Regions from separate parts of the Homo sapiens genome. Here all the other regions are linked to region 3. Evidence: read pairs that join two places in POLR2A ChIA-PET (ENCODE). Cell type or tissue: OCI-LY7. All regions are shown on one strand. Links, peaks and the distances in the headings refer to the core of each region. The heading gives the core; the rest is flanking DNA.

Region 1 (6,388 bases), core at 1-2,500, 71 kb after region 3:
GCTTGAGCCCAGGAGTTGGAGACCAGCCTGGGCAACATGGCGAAACCTTGTCTCTACAAAAACTACAAAAAGTAGCTGGGAATGGTGGCGTGTGCCTGTAGTCCCAGGTACTCAGGAGGCTGAGGCAGGAGGATCACTTGAGTCTGTGGTGGGGTGGGGTGGGGTGGGGTTGGGGGAGGCAAGGCTGCAGTAAGCCATGTTCACACCGCTGCATTCCAGCCTGGGCAACAGAGTGAGACCCAGTCAAAAAAAAAAATTGCATTTCGATACAAAATCTCCCTTTTTGAAGTGTTGGCAACTAATTAATTCAAAACAAAACAATGAATGTCAAACTAAACTACATAGCCTATTACTGCCAGTTTACAACTTCTGTTTTATTTCCTACCTTAAGAGGTGGGAATGTGTTTTACATCTGAATATTCCAGTCAGTAGTCTCTTGAGCGGCCTCCTCCATCAGGCACACTTCTCCTTGAAGAAAAGACTCCTGACTAGGTCCTAATTGGATTTCTGGGCCCTATCTGTAAGAAGTTTGCAGGGTTTTTAAAGCCTTCTTTGTAGTTGGCTGTTCACCCCAGCTGAATCAGACATGTGCTCCCAGAGATTTTTTTTCCCTCCTTTTGTTGTAACATTCTTAATGATGCGTTCTGACTTTTTCACTCTGTTTTCCTCACATTTGTCACCACTTTTGCTTTTGGATCTTCATGCTGGAAAATCTGAGGCTTACATGGAAGATTGATTTTTAATGCCCCTTGCGTTGTTTTTCTGCTGGAACATTTGCATGCAATTATGACATTTTAAAAATAAGAGACTATGGGGCTTGAAAAAAGAATCTTCTGGGCGGATGAGCAAATGGAAAGACTGGCCTTTAATTCTGTTAACATCCCAATTACATCGTGGTAACCCTTGTGACGATTTCTGTCCCTTGTAATGCAACACCTGGTTTTTGTTCTAGGGACAAGGACCAAGCCTGGCTCACTCAACCCTTGCTCAATCATGGAAGAGGTGATTGGAAGGCTTGTGTTTTCCACTGGCCAGCAGAGGTCACTATTTCAAAGTGGTTAGAGGAAAAGTTGTCTGCTGTCCACACCATTTCTCTTTGGTTTGGGGGAGGTTTTATTCACAGTACTGGTGGGTTATTTTTTTAGTCATACTTCTCTATATTTTCCAAATGTTCTACACAATGAATTATTTGCATATAGTATATTGAAAAGTGCTGATGACTTGAGTAGGCTTCTGTGTGGCTAGTTGCTTATGGAGTGACAGTAACTACTATTTATTGAGCACTTACTATGTGCTGGACCCTGTGTTCCTCATTTTACAGGCATTATCTTTAACAGCAATCTATCCTCCAGGGTCGTTGTGAGGTTACTTCAGAGGAGCTTGAGGGGAGGAGAAGTGAAATGATGTGCCTAAGGATACACAGCTAGAAGAGACAGATTCATATACAGGGAGATATGTCTTCAAAACCAAACTCGAGTTTCTTGAGAGCTATATTTTTTTCCCCCAAAGGAGAACTATTTTAGCAGCTTGAAGCAGCAATCGCCAAAAATGTATGAGAGGAGTATGTATTTTTGAAGCAAAATCTTAGAGATTGACTTTTTTTTTTTTTTTTTTTTTTCAAAATTCAGCCACTATCTGCTTGAAGAAGCTAGGTGTTGCTTCTTGGTCTTCTTTGAAAATGGAACCTGGGGTGTTCTGTCAGGCTTTGCTCCTTCTCCAGATGAAAACAAATATTAGGAGTGCGTTGTTTCAAAAAAATGTCCTGAGCTTAAGACCTCTTTAGTGAGTAGAGTTTACTAAGAGATTTATTATTTCAGTTTACAAGGCCAACTGAAAACCTCTTAACTTGAAAAGATATAGACTGTTTGTGAATGAAAAGATAAATCTGTTTTAGTGGACTTTTATTTGTATTTTAAAATTAACCACCAGGATTTTCCATAAAGCTAGAGTGTTAAGAGAAGACAATTGTGTTCGTCACTGGACAATGAGTGGTCAATTTGACCCTCCTCTTCTCACTGAGGAGGTGATATGAGAATAGTAAGAAAAGGCTTTGGCCAGGCACAGTGGCTCACGCCTATAATCCCAGCACTTTGGGAGGCTGAGGCGGGCGGATCATGAGGTCAGGAGTTTGAGACCAGCCCGGCCAACATGGTGAAACGCTGTCTCTACTAAAAATACAAAAATTAGCTGGGCATGGTGGCGGGCGCCTGTAATCCCAGCTACTTGGGAGGCTGAGGCAGGAGAATTGCTTGAAACTGGGAGGAGGAGGTTGCCGTGAGCCGAGATTAGACCAGTGCACTCCAGCCTGGGTGAAAGAGTGAAACTCCGTCTCAAAAAAAATAAAAAAGAAAAAAAAAGGAAAAGAAAAGGCTTTATATTTGGGGGGCTGCCACAAAAGACATTGGATTCTGGAGTCTTACAAACTTGTCTGGTGTACTGCTCTCCATTATTCCTATTTCAAAATGTTTAATGTCTTGTGGTTGTTATTAACGATATAATGACTATTAGAATAGAAAACCTTATTGCCTTTTAGATCTTCTCAGTTAACTGATAAGAAGAAGCTGGCTTATCTTTGTTGTCAGCAAATATTTAGCAAGCTTTCACAGGGATAGCAAGCGGCTCCAATAGTAATATTTGTGCATGGAGCAAATGCACCTGGATTCCAATTAGAGGCAAAGTGACATAGTTAAAAGGGCACAGACTTAGCATTCATTTACTCATTCATTCAATCATTCATATGTATGCTAGGCCTAGGGTGCTAGACACTATTCTGGGTGCTGGGAACACAACAGTCAACAACACAAATGAGCTTACCCTTCTAGTGGGTGGAGAGAGAATGAATATAAACAAATGCAATGTGGTGGTGAGTGCACTGAGGAACAAGTAGACAGTAAATAGTAGAGTGGCTTTCCATTTTATTTGTATTTTTATTTTTTGAGACAGGGTCTCACTCTGTTGCCCAGGCTGGAGTGCAGTGGTGTGATCACAGCATGATCATAGCTCACTGCAGCCTCCATCTCCTGGGCTCAGGCGATCCTCCTGCTTCAGCTTCTTGAATGGCTGGGACTACAGTCACATGCTACTACACCCAGCTAATTTTTTGTAGAGATGGAGTCTCACCATGTTGCCCAGGCTGGTCTCAAACTCCTGGGCCCAAGTGATCCTCTCACCTTGGCCTCCCAAAGTGTTGGGATTACAGGCATGAGCCACCGCACCTGGCTGGTTTTCCATTTCAGATAGGGTGGTCCAGGAAGGTCCCCCGATAAAATGATGTTTGGGCAGAGACCTGAATGAGGTAAGGGAGAGAATATGTAGGTACCTGAGGGGTGAGTTCCAAAACACAGAACGGTCCCAAGGCAGGCATATACCTGATAAGTTCAAGGGATAGCAAAGAGGGCAGGGTGGCCAGGCGCAGTGGATGAGGTGGAGTGTGGTAATGTGAACAAGATGGGGGCCAGGACAAGCTCACTCAGGCCAGGTAGGCTACAGGAAGGACCTTGCTCCCGCTTCGAGTCAGGGACAGCCATTGGGAAGTTCTGAGCAAAGGAGTAAGATGTGTTGAATTACCTTTAAGAAATAATTTAGTCTGACTGTTCTGTGGAAAAGAGACTGGAGACCGTGGGTGGCAGGCAAGAATGAAAGAAGGTTAGGAGACCACTGCTGTAACCAGATGAGAGAGGATGGTGGCTGGGCCCAGGGTGAGATGCAGACAGATTTGATCTATTTTGAAGGAAGAGGTGACAAGCACTGCTGGTGGAATGGTTGTGGAGTGTGAAAGAGAAAGTCGCTAGTATTGACTCCAAGGTTTTTGGCCTGAGCAGCTGGTAGAATGGAACTGCCATTTAGTGAGATGGAGGAAGCAAGATGGGTTAGTTAAGTCTGGCTGCATGTAAATGAAAACTCAGAATAATGGTGATTTAAGTGACACAGTTATTTTTTTTTTCTCACATAAAAGAAGATCCAGAAATAGGCTGTCCAGAATGGCTATGGTGACTCCCTGAGGTTATCAGGGATTCAGGCTCATTCTAGCTCTCCACGTAGCCAGCCCCAAGGTGTGGTCCTGACTCTTGTGGTCCCACATGGCTCCTGGAACCACAGCCTTCATGCCTTCCTTCCAGGCAACAGGAAGAAGGAAGGGGAGGGAAAATAGCATCCTCCCTCCCTTTTAGGAACACTTCCTGAAAGTGCACATACTTAACGCTTAGCATCTCATTGGCCAAAGTGGTCCCATGGCCACATCTGGTTGCAAGGGAGTCTAGGAAATGTCTTTTAGAGGTTGATTGTAACCCATTAATAGAATTGGGGTTCTGCTACTGGAGAAAAATGAAAGGATGAATATAAAGGTAGGCTTCCAGCTGTCTCTGAGAGTTGGGTTTCGGAAATAATGAGTTCTAGTCTTATCTCTGGCACTATCTAGCTCTGTGAACTTCAGCTAAGATTTCACATCACTTATCTATTTCGACTGAAAAATCAAAGAATTGGACTGAATGATTTTGAAGTTCCCTTCTAACTGTAACATTGCATGAGTGTTTGAATTTGGGATGCAGTAAGGTAAGTTTGGTTTCATAAAAGAAATAAAATGTCTTTGAAGAGCGGATTATGCGAGATGTCTATTAAACGTCTTAAAACTGATTTTTTAATTGAAAAATTCATTTCAAACTTATTCATGAATACAATTCCATTCCTCTATTTATTAAAATGCTTTCTGGATACAGGTCTAGATGACTTTAATATGTGCCTGGAAAACAGCATAGGAATTACATAATACTAGTGTGTACTGGATGAGTCTTCTGTTTATTTTATAAGAAACATTTTAAATAAAAATAATCAACTATTCTGTTCCTTACTCCATATATGCATTTGGTTCAGCCTCATTTACCAACTTGTTGATCTGTTGAATCAATTTTGTACATGGGTTCATATCCACAAATTGCTGAACATGTTCGATACACATACAAAGTCCCTGCCTTCAAGGGGTCTGCAGTTTATTAGTGGGAATACAGTAAATACACAAATGGGTAAGTAACACAGCAGAGAATAGGTGCTCTGAGAAGGGCAATGACTCCACAGTTCACAGGAAGGAGTTATGGTGAAGGCTTTGTGCTTTTGGTGTTTGGTTGGGAGGGGAAGCCTTAAGTGGAGAAGGGGCCACTTGGAGATCTGGGTGGGCTGGGATGGGAGTGGTCAGCCAGGAAGGCATTCTAGGGGAAAGGAGAGGAAGGGACAGGTGACAGAGAATGGTCCAGATCAGCTGGAGATGAGGTGTGGTAGTGTGGTGGAAAGATGGTGGTATTTAGGGTCAAGCCTGACTCTGCCACTTGCTGGTTCTGAGGTCTTGAGCAAGTCACTTAGCCTCCTTGGGATCTCACTTCCACATCTGTAATAGGAAACAATACTACCCTGTTCATACGACTGTCCTGTGTATTGCTGTATGTACACAGCATTGTCTGCATTAATGTATGGAAAAGCACCTGCCACAGGGCCTGGGACTGTGTGCTTCCATAATAAGTAACAGGCCCTTCCTTACATATCTATAGCAAATATTGTCCGTTATAATTGTTTAAGCTATCAGATCTTATTGTCCTCATTAGCAGCATTTGACATGCATATTATAGTAAGTCTGATTCTGTTTCTCTATAAAGACAGTGATGAGCTGAGAGCCAATGAAAGTTTCTCTAGAAAAGCCATTGCAGCGATGAGCATGAGGAAGAGATATAGCTTAATGACTTGGTAATGGTGATGTTGACTTTGCTTCTGGAAACCACCACTGAGGACTAAGAATGCCTTGGGCCTCCCAGGGGAGGTTCCAAACCCTAAAACTGCTATTTTCCTAGATGCCCAGACATTGCTTCCCTTCACTCCCATCACCCAGGTGTATTAAGTTTGCCTCCTAAATAAAGCTATGTCCCAGCCACTTCTCCTGGAGTCCAGGCTCCTCATCTTTGGGACTTCTGACTGTGCATTCAGCACCTACTCTTGCCTCTTTCTTAGCCCATTTCCCACATGACACTGGAATGCTACTTTCTTTTTACTTTTCTTTCTTTCTTTCTTTCTTTTTTTTTTGAGACAGGGTCTCGCTCTGCTGCCCAGGCTGAAGTGCAGTGGCACAATCACGGCTCACTGCAGCTTTGACTTCCTGGGCTCCAGCAATCCTCCCACCTCAGCATCCCGAGTGGCTGAGACCACAGGTGTGTGTCACCACACCTGGCTAAATTTTTAAATCTTTTGTAAAGACAGGGTTTCACCATGTTGCTCAGGCTGGTCTCGAACTCCGGGGCTCAACTAATCCTCCCATCTGGGCCTCCCAAAGTGGTAGGATTACAGTTGTGAGCCACTGCACCTGGCCTTTTCTTTCTTCCTTCCTTCCTTTTCTTTCTTTCTTTCTTTC
Region 2 (4,864 bases), core at 137-2,636, 50 kb before region 3:
CTCTGGGGAAAAAATTGCCAATAAATATATGAAAAGATGCTTAGCCCCACCTGCAACCAGAGAAATAAAAAGTAAAATAAGATTATTTATGCTCATTATTTTAGTAAACATACACAGTTTGGCTTGTCTTCATTTATTCATTCAATTCATTCAACAAACATTGAGCTCTTGCTATTGTACTGGAGATACAGCAGTGAAAACATAAAAATCTCTACCCTTAGGCAATTTTTAATTTACTGAGCTTAACAATAAGCAAAGAAAAGTAAAATATATAGTTTTCTAGTAATGAATGCTTAGGTGAAAATTTAATAGCAGAGAGAAGAAGGACATGAAGTGTTTGTATAAATGGGTGAATTTGAAAATTTAAAAAGGTGAATTTTGAGTAATGACCTGAAGTAATTGGGAGTGATTTATGTAGATATCTAAGGGAAGAGCACTTGAAACAGAAGGATCAGCAAGTGCAAAGGCCCTGAGGCAAGAGCTAGCCTAGTACATTCAAAGAACCTCAAGAGGCTATTGCGACTGGATGAGAGTGAACAGGGGGACCTAGAAGGAGATGAGGTGAGAGAGACAGTGTGGAGGGACAGGTAAGGTCTCATAAGTCACAGTGAGGACTTTGGCATTTGCTTGAATGCAAAGCCATTGGAGAGTTTGGACAGACGAGTAACATACTTTTTTGTTTTTTGAGACTGGGTCTTGCTCTGTTGCCCAGGCTGGAGTGCAGTGGCTCGATAATGGCTCACTGCAGCCTCAAAATCCTGGGCTCAAGCCATCCTCCCCCACCTCATCTTCATGAGTATCTGGGACTACAGGCATGTGCCACCATGCCTGGATAATGTTTGTATTTTTTGTAGAGACAGGGTCTCACTATGTTGTCCAGGCTGGCCTCAAACTCCTGGCCTCAAGCAATCCTCCTGCCTTACCCTCCCAAAGTGCTGACCTTACAGGCATGAGCCACTGCCCCAAGCCAGGAGTGACATACTCTAAGTCAGATTTCATGAACATTGATATTAAGTGTGGCCAAGGATATGGAGCAGTGGAAACTTTTGTATGGTAGGTATGTAACTGGTGGGTATGTAACTGGTACACAAATTGGAGCAGTTTGAAGATGCTTATACCCTATAATTCAGCAGTTTCACTCCTAGGTAGATAATTTTAGAGGAATTCACATATATATGGAACAACATATAGAAGAATATTATCCACTGTAGCAGTATTGCTTGTAATAGCAAATATTTAGAAACAACCAAGATATCCATCAGCAGGAGAATGGATACATTGTGCTACTATATTTATACATGGAATTCTGTAGTTAAAAAAATGAATGAGAGCTAAAAGCATAAATATAGATAAATCTTAGCACAATGATTTTAAAAAGCATGTTGTGGAAGGATATGAATAGAATGATACCATTAAAAATATATATATATTTTTTGAGACAGAGTCTCACTCTGTCACCCAGGCTGGAGTGCAAAGGCGCAATCTCGGCTCACTGCAACCCCTGAGTCCTGGGTTCAAGTGATTCTCCTGCCTCAGCCTTCCCGAGTAGCTGGGACTACAGGCATGTGCCACCACGCCAGCTAATTTTTGTATTTTTAGTAGAGACGGAGTTTTACCATGTTGGCCAGGCTGGTCTCAAACTCCTAACCTCAAATGGTCTGCCTGCCTCAGCCTCCCAAAGTGCTGGGATTATAGGTGTGAACCACCATGCCCGGCCTAAAAATATTTTTTAAAAGTGACATGCTAGGTAACCAGTGTTTGTGTTATTCTTCGTGCTTTTCTGTATGTTAGAAATATTTCATAATATAAAAATGCATAATATGAAATTTTAATTATAAATACAACCTAAATTAAGGCTCTCTCCCACCCCCAACCCATAATAAGAGTAGGAATTTGGCAGGAAACGGAGAAGGCAGTATGAAGCAACATGGCAGGTCCTGGGATGAGTGGGTGTCGTAAGTCTCTGGAGTCCAGCCTTCCACTGGGGGTAGCTGGAGAAGTTACAGAGCCCAGATCCTGGGGCCTTTTATATCAGCCTCAGGAATTAGGATTTTGTCCTTAAGCAGTGGAGGTTCAGTGAAGGGTTGCAAACGGGGGAGAGGGATGATAATAGGAGAGGGACAAAAATGCTAAGGGCTGGGAAAGTTATCTTGCTTGTGTCCAAGGATGAGCATTGGGCCACATAGAGGTAGTGGGTGGGCAGGTGTTGGACCTTTCAGGCCACCTGAAAATATTGTTTCTCCAGCTGTTCCCGTGCCAGAGTTGTTAGGTAGCTTAGAGCATGGGGCAGCTAGAGAATGCTAGATAAGTCTTCACATTAGTATACATATCTTCCCATACCAGCCTGCCTTTAAAAAAGTTAATTAATATTTTAGTGAAAGGGTTTCATCATGTTGCCCAGGCTGGTCTTGAACTCCTGAGCTCAAGTGATCTGCCTGCCTCAGCCTCCCAAAGTGCTGGGATTATAGGTGTGAGCCACCGCATTCCCCCCCGCCCCCACTTTTTTTTTTTTTGAGATGAGGTCTTGCTGTGTTGCCAAGGCTGGAGTGCGGTAGCTATTCAGAGGCATGATCATAGCTCCCTGCTGCCTCAAACTCCTAGCCTCAAGTGACCCTCTCACCTCAGTGTCCTGAGTAGCTGGGACTACAGGCTTAAGCCACCAGGCCCAATTCACAGGCTTCCTGTTGCCCTCAAGATAAATTCCTAACTCAACAGGGCTTCTAAGACCCTTCATGATCTGACTCTGGCCCATCTCTTCAATCTCTGGCTACTCCTGACCTGAAGCTTGGCCTCGAACTGGTACCTCTTACTTCAGTCTCTGCTCCTGCTATTCCCTCTTCACGGACCTCTCTTCTCTTCTGTCCTCACTTGGTGAACTCCTGTTCTTCTTTAGATCCCAGCTTACACATCCCTTTCTCTAGGTTTTCCACCTTCCCTATATGCTCCCATAGGCACCCTGTACTACCTTCTGAGATTAGATATTTTATTGATCGTCTCCCCGGAGTGCATGGGTGCACTAGAGGCAGTGACTGTGTCTCTGTTGCCCATCATCGTGTCCCCAGCAGAGGGTAGTGGGTACTTAGTAAATAATGACTGAGAGGACATAATATTCTTGGTTTTCTAGTTATTTGGGTATTGTAAGTTAATATTTTGGCCACTTGTGGTCATACCCTTGGATGGTCTCAGCTCATCTATAACACATGGTCAGATTTATTCATTCAGTAAAGCTTTTTGGCTATAGGGGCTTTGTGGGGTTTTTTGTTTGTTGTTGGTTTTTTTTGCCACTCTTATGTGTGGTCACTCAGAATAATACTGTGAGATTTAGTCCTTGTCTACAGCAGAAAGCTTTCAGTCTAGTGAGTAAAGAGGCAGTTTGTGGAGAGCTAATATTGGTGACTTTTTGAAGCATACCCATTTGATTGCTTGTGTTCCTTTTCCCACCTTCAGGGGCCAGTGCTTGCCTTTGAAAAGTACTAATCTGTTTCTGCTAGTCATCTCACCTATGACAGTAATGTTCGTAATTTTGTGACGTGTCAAGGTACCTGAAATTATCCCAAAGGGTGTTGCAAAATATTAGTGAAATTGAAAAATGAAATTCATACAATTTATTAAAATCTCTCAATCTAAAGATAGTATTTGTTCTACATAGTACTTTTTCTAGATGGGGAGAGACAAGGATAGTGTTCACGAAATCATGCAAATAATGAAAGAGGTTTGTAAAGCATGGTCCACTCATCTGCTCAGTGGTATATCTTAAAACCATTGAAAAAGAACAAGCTGATTTTTATGAGTAGCTGTGATAGACTCACCAGGCTATATTAAGGTGAAAATAGAAGGGTACACAGGAGGACATATATGTATGTTATCATCTGTATAAAATATGCACATATACACATGCATTTGCTTATATACATGAGTGGAATATTCCTAGCAGGTTTCATCAGAAACTGCTTACTTTGGTGAGCTTTAGGGAGGAAAGATAGAGAGCCGGGGCACAGAGAGGGAGTGGATCTTGCTGTTCTCCATATTCCCTTTGTACCTTTTGAAACACTGGACCATATACATATATTACTTTTTTTAATTTTTAATTTTAATTTTTGTGGGTAGACAGTAGGTGTATATAGTGCATTGTATTACTTTTTCATTAAAAAAAAAAAGAAAAAGCCTTAAGCACACACACACACACACACACACACTGACACTCAACACAACCGTGGTGAACTGGTAGGTTTAATCGACTCTGCCCTCATGTGTTCTGTTTGCCCTGCTCTTTCTGTATGCTGCACAAGCTCTGTCTGATTTAACTTCTTTCTCTGTGATGCTAACATTTGGCACTTAGATAAGCGAAGTAATCTTTACTTCATGTATTCTGGTGGAAGGTTTAATAAAAAGCCTGTGAATTTTTCTTTGTCGGTGGTGATCCTCCAACAAAAGAAGCTATACAGAAATCAGTGTCTTCATTCACCTAATTGTGGAAGGCGTTTTGGCCTTTGGATTGGAGTACCAACACCCCACCTTCTTTAAGGCAGCTAATTACTGAGATGTGTGTTTGACCTTTGAAAAAAAAATTTCCCTTCAGCAAGTGTTGATCCCATCTAGAAAATTCATTTTCTTTTGCTAACATGAATACAAGAGGAAGATAAGAAATTCTGTAAGAATCTAAAGGCTTATGCTTCATTTTCTTGTTTCTGAATTTTCTGGTTTCCTTTGCAGGCCCCTTTTGGATATGTGCCACGTTGGTCTTTGCCATAGCAATTAGTGGGAATCTTTCCAACTTCTTGATCCATCTGGGAGAGAAGACGTACCATTATGTGCCCGAATTCCGAAAAGGTTGGTGAATAGCTTGACTCATTTGGAATGCTGT
Region 3 (6,444 bases), core at 3,945-6,444:
ACGTATCCTTTTCCCTTGCTTGCTTTCTGTTTTTGGTCTCCAAGATGGAGTCCAGCTTTGTCGCCCAGGCTGGAGTGCAGTGGCACGATCTCGGCTCACTGCAACCTCCACCTCCCAGGTGCAAGCAATTCTCCTGCCTCAGCCGCCTGAGTAGCTGGGATTACAGGCGTATGCCACCATGCCTGGCTAATTTTTGTATTTTTAGTAGAGACGGGGTTTCACCATGTTGGTCAGGCTGGTCTCGAACTCCCGACCTCAAGTGATCCGCTTGCCTTGACCTCCCAAAGTGCTGTGATTACAGGTGTGAGCCACTGGGCCCAGCCTCGCTTTCTTTCTTTTTTTTTGAGATGGAGTCTCACTCTGTTGCCCAGGCTGGAGTGCAGTGGTATGGTCTTGGCTCGCTGACGCCTCTGCCTCCCGGGTTCAAGTGATTCTCCTGCCTCAACCTCCTGAGTAGCTGGGATTACAGTTGCCTGCCACCTCGCCCGTCTATTTTTTGTATTTTTAGTAGAGGTGGGGTTTCACCATATTGGCCAGGCTGGTCTCAAACTCCTGAACTCATGATCTGCCCACCTTGGCCTCCCAAAGTGCTGGGATTACAGGCATGAGCCACTGCACTCAGCCTGCTTTCTTAATTCCTCACTATTGACTAGTAAGCTTTTTCCATGCAAGCCCTATTCGAAACTCCTTGGCTTACAGCCACACTTAAACAGAGTGTTCTTTCATACTCTCCCATATGCTTGGGTCATCTTCTGTATGTAATATGTCAGTTGAGGGGTCCCCAGCCAGTCCTTCTTAAAGCCTGACTATTCACTTTGGCTCATTCCTTCAGTAACCATCCCTTATGCATTTACTATATGCCATGCATTGTGTGGAGAGAAAAGAGAAATGATAGGTCCCATCTTTCTCCAGAGATCGTGATTAATGGAGAGACAGTAAACATGAAGCATATTTGATTACAGTACATTGGATGGTAAGAGCTTGTATAGGAGCACCACTTGCCCCAGCATGGGGGAACTTGAGGAGATGATCCTTAAACCAAGCCTTGCAGGATGAGTTGAATTAAGTAGACAAAGAAGGAAAATGATGTTCTAGAGAGAAGGTATAGCATATAAAAAGGCTTAGTGACATGAGAGGGTTTGGTATATTTAGAGTGTTATAAGTTAGTTGCACAGTCAGTAGGACCTTGTGGGCATTTCTGGTTGGGAGGGAGAGGTCATAGGAACCTCTTCCTCAAAGTATAAAGCACCTGAAACTTGTCCCTTCATACTTAATTTTCTACCTCCTGCCATCTCTTTACTTTGAGTATAGTAAGAGCAAAATACCTACATAGATAGATCAGGGAACCCTAGGCTAGCTGTTTCCAAAGGTAAACATCCCTCATGTCCTACCCATAGTTGCCTCCCTAGCTCATTTGCAGAAAATGTTTTTGGATTGTCTGAAGGGTATTAAAAATCCCTATATAAGCATTTATCTTAGCATTTATGTTGTCAGTATTTACCTACTTTATGGTTTATTTTTCGTAAGTGGATTATATATTGACAGTTTCAAATGCTGATGGCAGGAGTTCTTTTTAAAAAGTAGGCCAGGCATGGTGGCTCGTGCCTGTAATCCCAACACTTTGGGAGGCCAAGGTGGGTGGATCACCTGAGGTCAGGAGTTTGAGACCAGCCTGACCAACATGGTGAAACCCCATCTCTACTAAAAATACAAAAACTAGCCAGGCATGGTGGCAGGCACCGGTAATCCCAGCTACTTGGGAGGCTGAGGCAGGAGAATCGCTTGAATCCAGGAGGCAGAGGTTGCAGTGAGCCAAGATTGCGCCACTGCACTCCAGCCTGGGCAACAAGAGCGAAACTCCGTCTCAAAAATAAATAAAATAAAATAAAATAAAATAAATAAATAAATAAATAAAAAGTCAGTATTCAGGAGCTGAACCCAGTCACTCTCCCACACTGCAAGACCATTACAGTAGTCCATATATGAAAAAAAAAATCATTATTCTTTTATGGTGCTTAGGAGAATACTAGGATAGGCACTATTGGAACTATTAGGAAATTTTAATGAAAAATGTTGATCATGCTGTCCTTAGGTTTCATCTCTAGATTCTTTGGGTTTTTTTGTGTCTGTTTATTCATGCTTTCCTCAAATTTTTTTAACTTAGAATTTTTAACTTTAAATTTTTCTGTATTGTATTTGCGTTGACTGTGGATTTCTCTCTGCCTTTGGAACATTTGTGCAAGGATGAGAGGGGATAGTTTAGATCCTCTAACTGCATATGCTGTAGGTTATAAAGCCACAGTAATGTGTTTCCTTTGCAGTTGTGCCTTCTATTCCTTGCTCCAGACTAGCTCTGATAGGGAAGATCATTCATCCTCAGCAACTCATGCACTCATTTATTCATGCTGCAATGGGAATGGTGATGGCCTGGTGTGCTGCAGTGATAACCCAGGGCCAGTACAGCTTTCTTGTGGTTCCCTGCACTGGTACTAACAGGTAATATTAAATATATATTTCCTTAGGAATCTCATTTACTTACTAAGCCAAAGGTGACCTATATAGGTTAATCCTATGAGTATTCTTTGCTTTCCAGACTTCTGCAAAAGGTGCTTTTTGCATATATCAAGTGTTTTTAATATTTTGTGTTTATTGATTTCAGCAATTAAAAAAATTTATTATGTGCAAGGTGCTATGCGATTTATGAGAGTGACTCAAACATAGACTATAAGCTCTTTGAGAGTTGAGAACAATAGAGAAATTAAGACATGGATGCAGAGGGATGTAATAGGATGAAGAAAGTGAGATGTGCAGACAAAACCTGTGGAGGTTCAGAAAACAAGAGGGATCCACACATGTTCTTGGAAGAGGTAGCATTTGGTTGGAGTTTGAAGGAAGGGTAGTATGGAAAGAATGAAGAAAAATTTTTAAAAATTATAACTGCCTTTTTATAGAGTGCTTTTATAATTTTGAAACTTGTATAGTTCTTGAACACATGGCATTGATACTAATTGCAAATTGATATTCTGACTTTAAAAATTAAAAAAGATTACTGGAAGCCAGGAGTGGTGGCATGTGCCTGTAGTCCCACTGCTTGGCAGGCTGAGGCAGGAGGATCCCTTGAGCTCAGGAATTAGAGGCTGCAGTGCCCTATGATTATGCCTGTGAATAGCTCCTGCACTCCAGCCTGGGCAGCATAGTGAGACCTTGTTTTTTTTTTTTTTTTTTTTAAACAAAGATGATTGGAGTGATCTTAAGTTCTCTATTTTCCACTGACTTTAAAACAGTGTTACATTATTACTACTGAATACTTGATTTTCTTTTTGCCTCCAGCTACTATTATATAAGGCAGGTTGTTTTTTCCCCCTTAATATCATAGGCTTTCTTTGGTAAAAACTGTCCTGTTGGTAAACATTAAATGATAAAAGACTGTGAGTACAGGACTACTATGAAAAAGGAAATCCCAAGTGCTCACCATGGATGAGTCTTGAATTCCTTTTTGCACTTCTCTTCCTAATGGAGGTGGCAGTGAAGTTCCAGGGAGCAGAAGGCAGCAGTAAGCTACAAGTTGTTGAAGACATTATAATGCCTATTACAAATATATTTCCTGATGATTTCACAGTCAGAATCTTTAACAAAACTAATCTTCATCATTTTGTAACTCGGAGTTCAGATAACAGTTAACCTTGAGTCTTACCTCTCATGGAGTTAGATGGTGGGGCAGGCCTACAACCTGTGTGCCTCTATTAAAAATTGAGTTCTACTGAATTTTGATGTTGGCTCTGTATACCCCCAGATATCTCATAGATCATAGAGATTCTCAAGAAACTCTCAAAGGAGTTTGAGAGCTTGTTGTTTACCAAATAGATCTTATGCTTATAATTAAAGCTATTGTAAAATGATAGGGTAGTGGCTTAAAGCAGTGTCCAGCAGGGGGATCCTCTTAGATTTGGGAAGCATCAGGAGTTCCTCTTCAGCAGGAGTCCTTCAGGCAGTTCAAACAGATGATAAGTCCCATAGCCACCTGGGAGCTGCAGTCTTGTCTGTGGATACCACTCAGCTACAAGGAGGAAAAAAAATCGGTATCGGACATGTATGGGACTCTATCTGCTTTAAAGGCCTTGTGCCCCACAAAATCCAGTAGCATCTCTTGTAGCAATTTTATGGGCACAGGATCCCCGTGAGGGAATACTCAGTTTTAAAGAGATAACACAAACCCAATGTTATGGCATCTCTATCAGGTATATATAACTTATTTACAGTTGCTGTCAGCCCAGACACTTGTAAGCAATACTGCTTGTTATTATGGTAGATATACTTAATCATGTCAGATTTCCAGGGGAACAGAGGTAGAATTAATTAAAGATCAGAGTCTCATGATTCAGGAAAAAAGGTTTTGTTAATCTTGTTCACACTTACTGAAAACGAGCCATCTTGTTAGAATTTGGGACATTTCTTAAGTCATTAAAGTAATTAAGCTTTGCCTTCAGTAAACATTGAGCCTAAAACAGTGATACATGTCCCTGACTGTTGAATTAATAACTTAATTTTTTCCCTTCAGCTTTGGTAGCCCTGCTGCGCAAACCTGCTTAAATGAATATCATCTTTTTTTCCTACTGACTGGAGCATTTATGGGCTATAGCTATAGCCTCCTGTATTTTGTTAACAACATGAACTATCTTCCATTTCCCATCATACAGGTAAGATCATTTGAGCATTACTTGATGTCAAAATTTGGCTGAGGTAAAATTGCCTTGGTGCATATGTATATAACTGGATTTATCTGATTCATTCAAGATTTGATAACCAACACTTAGAACTGAAATCCTCAAAATGCCATTTAGCGAGAAGAGATTTGTCTTCATGAGACTTAAGCATATTTTTGAGAGTTGCAGCTACCTTTTCCTGTTGCCAATCTCAGAATACCTCTTTGCTACACTGTTTCCCTCCCTGCTAGGTAGTGGCACTTGCTGTGACCCAGCAGGGTTTGGGGAAGATGATGATGACATTCATGCAAAGTACTCTGTGTAGCTTCTTTTTTTTTGGAGACAGTCTCGCTTCTTTGCCCAGGCTGGAGTGCAATGGCGCAATCTCGGCTCACTGCAACCTCCGCCTCCTGGGTTCAAGCAATTCTCCTGCCTCAGCCTCCACATGCCATCACGCCCAGTTCATTTTTGTGTTTTTAGTAGTGACGGGGTTTCACCATATTGGCCAGGGTGGTCTTGAACTCCTGACCTCAAGTAATCCCCCCACCTCAGCCTCCCAAAGTGCTGGAATTACAGGCATGAGCCACCACGCCCAGCCGCTGCTCTTTTTTTCTTTTTTGAGACAGAGTCTCACTCTGTCACCCAGGCTGGAGTGCAGTGGCGTGGTCACGGTTCACTGCAGCATCACCTGCTGGCTCAAGCCATCCTCCCACCTCAGTCTGCCCGAGTATCTGGGACTACAGGTGTGCACCACTGTGCCTGGCTAATTTTTGTATTTTTTGTAGAGATGGGGTTTCTCCATGTTGCCCAGGCTGGTCTCCAGCTCCTGGGCTCAAGCTATCTGCCTGTGTTGATCTCCCAAAGTGCTGGGATTACAGGTGTGAGCCATCGTGGATGGCCTGCTGGCTTCTTTTTGAACTTAGAACCTTGTGAGTTTGGGGATGTGCAAGTAATTTTAGAACATATCACTTACTGTCTCCTATCATTTTCAGAACAAGGCAAAGTTTGTATAAATAAAACAGTTTCAGCTGGTTTGAGTGGTAGAGTATAAACTACCTTTCAGTTAAGTCTTAAAAATGTAATCTGGTAGGAGTCATTCCTGGAACTGAGAAGCACTCCTCTGGCAGGAGAGGGAAAGGTGGCTGAGATGTCTCACAGATGCATCAGGGCTCTTCGCAGCCTGTTTCTGCTGCTCCTCATTCGCACAATTCTATTACTTGCTTCATTCATGCCCTGGCAGGCTGAAGACTGGGCATTGGAGCAAAAATGTTAGAACTAGCCTCCCTCCCACTAGGACTCAGTCTGGTGGGGAGGGAGGGATATGTAAACAAATGGTATATTATTATAAGAGTATAACATATAAGAATGTGTTGGATTAACTAAAGTTTTTGGCTGGGCACATTGGCTTGTGCCTATAATCCAAGCACTTTGGGAGGCTGAGGTGGGAGGATTTCTTAAGCCCAGGACTTTGAGACCAGTCTGGGCAACATGGCTAGACCGTGTCTCTCTCTCTCTCTTTTTAAATTTCTTTTTCTTTTTTCTTTTTTTTTTTTTTTTCGAGAAAGGTTCTTGCTCTGTCACTCAGGCTGGAGCGCAGTAGCACGATCATCGCTCACTGCAGCTTTGACCTCCTGGCTCGAACAGTCCTCCTACCTCAGTCCTCCTGAGTAGCTGGGGCTACTGGCATGCACCACCAAGCCTGGCTACTTTTGTATTTTTTGTAGAGTGGGGTCTAGCTATG

The links. Peaks named below come from ENCODE experiments on the same cell type or tissue, not always from the same donor. Only the 100,000 strongest peaks of a DNase experiment are listed, where the experiment ranks them.
Region 1: POLR2A ChIA-PET joins it to region 3 with 8 read pairs; 7 of 35 experiments call an interaction of 5 or more read pairs at or near these places.
Region 2: POLR2A ChIA-PET joins it to region 3 with 5 read pairs; 8 of 35 experiments call an interaction of 5 or more read pairs at or near these places.

The regions. Positions count from the first base shown.
Region 1 is chr1:53,749,539-53,755,926 of GRCh38, reverse strand. No RefSeq gene overlaps it. Among named protein-coding and RNA genes, the nearest start is that of GLIS1, 14 kb to the right of the region's middle. In OCI-LY7, for the core only: a CTCF peak has its summit at 1,032 (motif pointing right); a DNase peak (open chromatin) is centred at 1,036.
Region 2 is chr1:53,871,338-53,876,201 of GRCh38, reverse strand. YIPF1 (Yip1 domain family member 1) reads left to right here. Exons shown (of 11, transcript NM_018982.5): 7 at 4,714-4,830. Among named protein-coding and RNA genes, the nearest start is that of YIPF1, 16 kb to the left of the region's middle. In OCI-LY7, for the core only: no CTCF peak of the experiment used is centred there; no DNase peak of the experiment used is centred there.
Region 3 is chr1:53,824,051-53,830,494 of GRCh38, reverse strand. NDC1 (NDC1 transmembrane nucleoporin) reads left to right here. Exons shown (of 18, transcript NM_018087.5): 4 at 2,322-2,496; 5 at 4,559-4,697. Among named protein-coding and RNA genes, the nearest start is that of NDC1, 11 kb to the left of the region's middle. In OCI-LY7, for the core only: no CTCF peak of the experiment used is centred there; DNase peaks (open chromatin) are centred at 4,974 and 5,394; H3K4me3 peaks cover 849 bases; H3K27ac peaks cover 2,025 bases.